Linked DNA regions of Homo sapiens: region 1 is linked to region 2. The links are chromatin loops, found by intact Hi-C in ENCODE. Cell type or tissue: IMR-90. All regions are shown on one strand. Region 1 overlaps F10-AS2 (F10 antisense RNA 2). Region 2 overlaps CUL4A (cullin 4A).

What was found. A loop is a pair of places that touch in the nucleus more often than their neighbours do. Peaks named below come from ENCODE experiments on the same cell type or tissue, not always from the same donor. Only the 100,000 strongest peaks of a DNase experiment are listed, where the experiment ranks them.
Region 1: a loop joins it to region 2, with 7 times the contacts of the local background. A loop is called at or near these places in 47 of 110 quality-filtered maps.

Annotation. Positions count from the first base shown.
Region 1 is chr13:113,151,170-113,153,669 of GRCh38, forward strand. F10-AS2 (F10 antisense RNA 2) reads right to left here. Exons shown (of 3, transcript XM_011537532.4): 2 at 1,975-2,500. Among named protein-coding and RNA genes, the nearest start is that of F10-AS2, 1.6 kb to the right of the region's middle. In IMR-90, no CTCF peak of the experiment used is centred here; a DNase peak (open chromatin) is centred at 1,282; H3K4me3 peaks cover 62 bases; H3K27ac peaks cover 262 bases.
Region 2 is chr13:113,210,401-113,212,900 of GRCh38, forward strand. The region is part of intron 2 of CUL4A (cullin 4A); the gene reads left to right. Among named protein-coding and RNA genes, the nearest start is that of CUL4A, 2.0 kb to the left of the region's middle. In IMR-90, a CTCF peak has its summit at 1,540; no DNase peak of the experiment used is centred here; H3K4me3 peaks cover 458 bases.

The DNA.
Region 1 (2,500 bases), 59 kb before region 2:
ATATCGTCTTCATAAGTAAAGGCAAGTGGGCTAAACCTATGTCATCTCCGTGTTAACTCAGAATAGTCTAGGCCTGGGCCAGGGGACACTTTGTGATCTGAGACCCCCAGAATTCCCTGAGGGAGGCCCAGCTCTGTTTCGGGAAATAACTGAAGCGGCTGTTTGTGCGAGGTGAGACCCTGAGGACCGAGAGCAGCAGGAGGTCATGGTGGGGAGCAAAAACGGGAAAAGTGATTCCGCCTGAGACTGAGGGAGAGAGAACCCAGGTGAGACCCTGAGGACTGTGAGCAGCAGGAGGTCACGGTGGGGAGTAAAGATGGGAAAAGTGATTCCGCCTGAGAGTGAGGGAGAGAGAACAGAGGTGAGACCCTGAGGACCGAGAGCAGCAGGAGGTCACGGTGGGGAGTAAAGATGGGAAAAGTGATTCCGCCTGAGAGTGAGGGAGAGAGAACAGAGGTGAGACCCTGAGGACCGAGAGCAGCAGGAGGTCACGGTGGGGAGTAAAGATGGGAAAAGTGATTCCGCCTGAGAGTGAGGGAGAGAGAACAGAGGTGAGACCCTGAGGACCGAGAGCAGCAGGAGGTCACGGTGGGGAGCGAAGGTGGGAGAAGTGATTCCGCCTGAGAGTGAGGGAGAGAGAACCTGCAGCAGCCCCATCGCCTCCCCCAGTGACACCTCCCCTCCCCCTGAGCAGGAAGGGGAGCTTTGGGGCGTCCACCTCTGGAGGACGAAGGTGAGAGCGGGTGTCGGGGGCCTGGTGGGGCAGGGAGGCCCTTGTGGGTGCTGGGAGACCAGCCTGTGTGGGTCCAGAGCTGCGCTTGGATGGGGAGATGGGCCTGCCGTCTGGGAACACGCAGCCCAGGCTGTGAGGAAGAGGAAGCAGGAATGAGAGCTTCAGCCAGGACAGCTGGTGGACGGCAGACCTCGGCCCCACCATCACTGTCATGGAGCCATCTCAGCAGGGCTGGGGGTTAAGCTCCCGTTTAGAAGGACCCCACTCCACAGCCACGGGGTAGCCACTGATGTGGGCAAGCGCCCGCCATGAAGACCCCACCTTGGTGGAAGGGCACTGAGAAACTGGACACCCTCGAGACTCAGAGGATCACCTCAGAACTGGCCTGTTAACTATGCCAGGAAAGCATGCCTTTAGCGTGGCAAAACCTGGGGACCCAGCCTCCTCCTGAGCCGAAGGCAGGGGGCTGCCAAAACACTGTCTAAGCAGAGCCCGATCCTGAGTCAGGCAAGTCCAGATGGAGGAAACCATAGACTCTTAAAAAACGTCAGCGTCAGCAAAGACCAGAAACAGCCAGTGACTCTGCAGTCAGTGAGACCAGAGGAGTCTGCAGGCTGCCAGGAGAGCGAGGGAGACTGCTGGGGGTTCCCGTCAGACAGCGCTCAGCGGGGGCGAGGGGAGAGGGAGAGAGGCAGAGCCAGAGAGACAAAAAGAAAGAGAGACAGAGACAGAGAGAAAGAGAGAGACAGAGACAGAGAGAAAGAGAGAGACAGAGACAGAGAGAAAGAGAGAGACAGAGACAGAGAGAAAGAGAGAGACAGAGACAAAGAGAAAGAGAGAGACAGAGAAAGAGAAACAGAGGGGAGGGAGTAAGTCCAGGTAAAAAACAAACAAAAAAATTGAGAATAGAACAAGAGAGAAACAGAGACATGGAGACACAGAGAAAGACACAGTGAGACACAGGAGACAGAGACAGAGAGAGATGCTGAGAGACAGACAGGGAGAGGGAGAGAGAGAGGAGACACCAAGACACAAAGAGGGCGGAGAGACAGACACAGAAAGAGGGAGACAGCGGGGCTGGATGGACGTGTGGCCGGGCCAGTGGGGAGGAGAGACGAGTCCGCAGACAGCGTTCAGAGGCCGCGCTGCCTGGGTGCTGAGCCGTCCCGGGGTTCACGGTCGCAGTTTGTCCTTACAAAACGCCCAGCCGCCCCGACCTGTGGTGCTTAGGGAGGACCTACCTGGCTGTGCCGGTCTGAGAAGGGGCCAGTGAGGCCCGGTGCGGGTACGGGCGGGTGCAGATGCAGCCAGGAGGACGGGCGGGAGCGGGGGCCTGTCCCACACGGGGGCCTCGGCAGCACCGGCATGGCTGGAGGCCAGTACGGCCAGGTGTGGCGGGAGGGAGCGCCGTCTGGCTTGGGTCGTCCATCCTGACAGGACGCTGCAAGGGCAGGAGCCCCGCGCCCCGTGTCCTGCGCCCCCGCTCGAGGACAAGCCCCAGCCGCCGGTCTCCGCTGGGTTCCGACAGGCCTTGCTGGGAGGCCTTGCTGGGAGCTGGGGGTCGAGGCTCACAGACTGCGCTGACCCCAGCAGGCACAGCTGGGTCCAGGGACTCGGGAACTCGCAGCCTGACGCGGGCCGGACCCCCGGGGTGGGTGCTGAGGGCCTCGGATGCCCTCCCTGGCTGGACGTTGTGGCTGTGCTGATACTGAGCGGTAACCCTAGGAAGGAGAGTCCCCTGGGCTCAGCTACCCGGGACAAGGTCAA
Region 2 (2,500 bases):
TATGTAAAACTCATGACTGTGTCACTTGCCACAGTAATAAGAGGGTCTTTTCTCTGTTGTGTTTTGTGATTAATGGTTGCCTTTAAGATATTCAAACAGATTTTGAAAAAATTCAAAATTCAGAAAAAGTGGTTTTGTTCTCTGTTGTGTTTTGTGATTAGTGGTTGCCTTTAAGGTATTCAAACAGATTTGGTAGCATTTAATTCAAAGTGATGGTGTTCCGTTTCTGAAGTAACAAAAAAGTACATTTTACCATACTTGGATATTTTATTTATAAGCGACTTTTTTTCTGGTGTCTTCTTTTTGTAAAGTAACATTCATTCAGTAGTCTAATATCTATATTTTAGGTCACGATGTGTCATACAATTATTTCTATTAAAAGGCTTGAATTAAAAAAACTTTTTTTCTGGATATGCAAGTGACTGCATTGTAAAAATTATAAAAAATACAAAAAAGAAGACTTCAATCACCTATACTCCTACCACCCAAAGAAAACTACTGTTGACAGTTTGGTGTACATACATCCATTCTTTGTCTGAAGTGTAAGTGGATGATGTTTTCTTACCAGCTTTGAGATAGAGTCTACATATAATGTGCACTTCAGGAAGTTTTAACAGATGCATGCAGTTACGTAACCGGCACCACGGTCAAGATGGAATCTTTCTTGGTAGAATGGTAGAATATTGCTACCACCCCCGAAATTGCCATGACCACTTTTGCAGTCAGCCCTCTCCCCTGACTCCTAGCCCTTGGCGGTCCCCCATTTGCTTTCTGTTACTATATTTTGCGATTTCTAGAACCTTATCTAAATGCAGTCATGTATTTCATAGTCTTTTGTATCTGGCTTTCACTTAGGACAGTGCTTTTGAGATTCATGCACAACGCAGTGTGATTGTAATTTATTACCTAGTAGAATGGGTATACCACAGTTGTTTTATCCATTCACCAGTTAATGGACATTTGGGTGTCCATGTTTGGGGTTTTTTGTTTGTTTGTTCTTTGAGACGGAGTTTCACTCTTGTGGCCCAGGCTGGAGTGCCATGGCACGATCTTGGCTCACTGCAACCTCCACCTCGCAGGTTCAAGCGATTCTCCTGCCTCAGCCTCCCGAGTCGCTGGGATTACAGGCACCTGCCACCACGCCTGGCTAATTTTTGTATTTTTAGTAGAGTCGGGGTTTCGCCATGTTGGGCAGGCTGGTCTCAAACTCCTGACCTCAGGTGATCCACCCACCTCGGTCTCTCAAAGTGCTGGGTTTACCAGCATAAGCCACCGCGCCTGGCCTTGGGTTGTTTTAAATAAAGCTGCTGTAAACATTTGTGAATAACCCTTTGTTTGGACATATATTCTTACTCCTCTCAGGTGAGTTCTGCTTACTTCTTTATCTAGAAGTAAGTTCTCAGGGTCATATGGAAAATGTATGTTTAACTTTGTACGGAATTTCTTGTTTTTGCAAGTGACTGCCCCTTTTGCGTCTCTCCCAGCAGTGTATGGGAGCTCCGGTTCCACTCCGCCACCAGCGTGTGCGTCTCTCCCAGCAGTGTATGGGAGCTCCAGTTCCACTCCGCCACCAGCGTGTGGTGTCCTCAGTCTGTAACTTTAGCTGTGCTTGTGGGTGTGTGGTGGAGTGTCATTGTAGTTTTAGTTTGCATTTCCCTCTGATGCTAAGCATCTTTGTATTTACTTGCCATTCTATGTATCTTCGTTGACGAAGTGTCTATTTAAATATTTTGCTCATTTTTATTGGGTTGGTTATTTTCTTATTATTGAGTATTTGAGTTTATTATGTATTCTGGATACAAGTCCTGTATCAGATATTCGCCTTGCAAATACTTTCTGCCTAGTCTTCAACTTGTCTTTTGATTCTCTTAACTGTGCCATTTGAAGAGTAATTGTTTTAAGTTTTCAAGTCACATGTATCAGTTTGTTCTTCTATGGATTGTGCTTTTAGTATCCAAGAAATCTTGCTTAATCTGAGGTCACAAAGTTTTCTCTTATACTTTCTTCCAGACATTTTAGAGTTTTAGGTTTTACATCTAGGTCTACGATCTATGTAGAGTGAATTTTTGTATATATTGTGAAATACAAATCTAGAGTCAGAGTCGGGTGCAGTGGCTCATGCCTGTAATCCCAGCACTTTGGGAGGCCAAGGTGGGTAGATCGCCTGAGCGTCAGGATTTTGAGACCAGCCTGGCCAACATGGTGAAACCCCATCTCTACTAAAAGTACAAAAAATTAGCCGGGCGTGGTGGCAGGCACCTGTAATCCCAGCTACTTGGGAGGCTGAGGCCGGAGAATCGCTTGAACCCGGGAGGCGGAGGTTGCAGTGAGCCGAGGTTGTGCCACTGTACTCCAGCCTGAGCAACAGAGTGAGACTCCATTTCAAAAAAATACAAAGAAAAGTCTAGAGTCAGTGTTTTCCCTGCAAATGTCCAGTTTTTCAGTCTCTTTTCCCCTACTGAATTGCCTTTGCTCCTTTGTCAAAAACCACGTAGGAGTA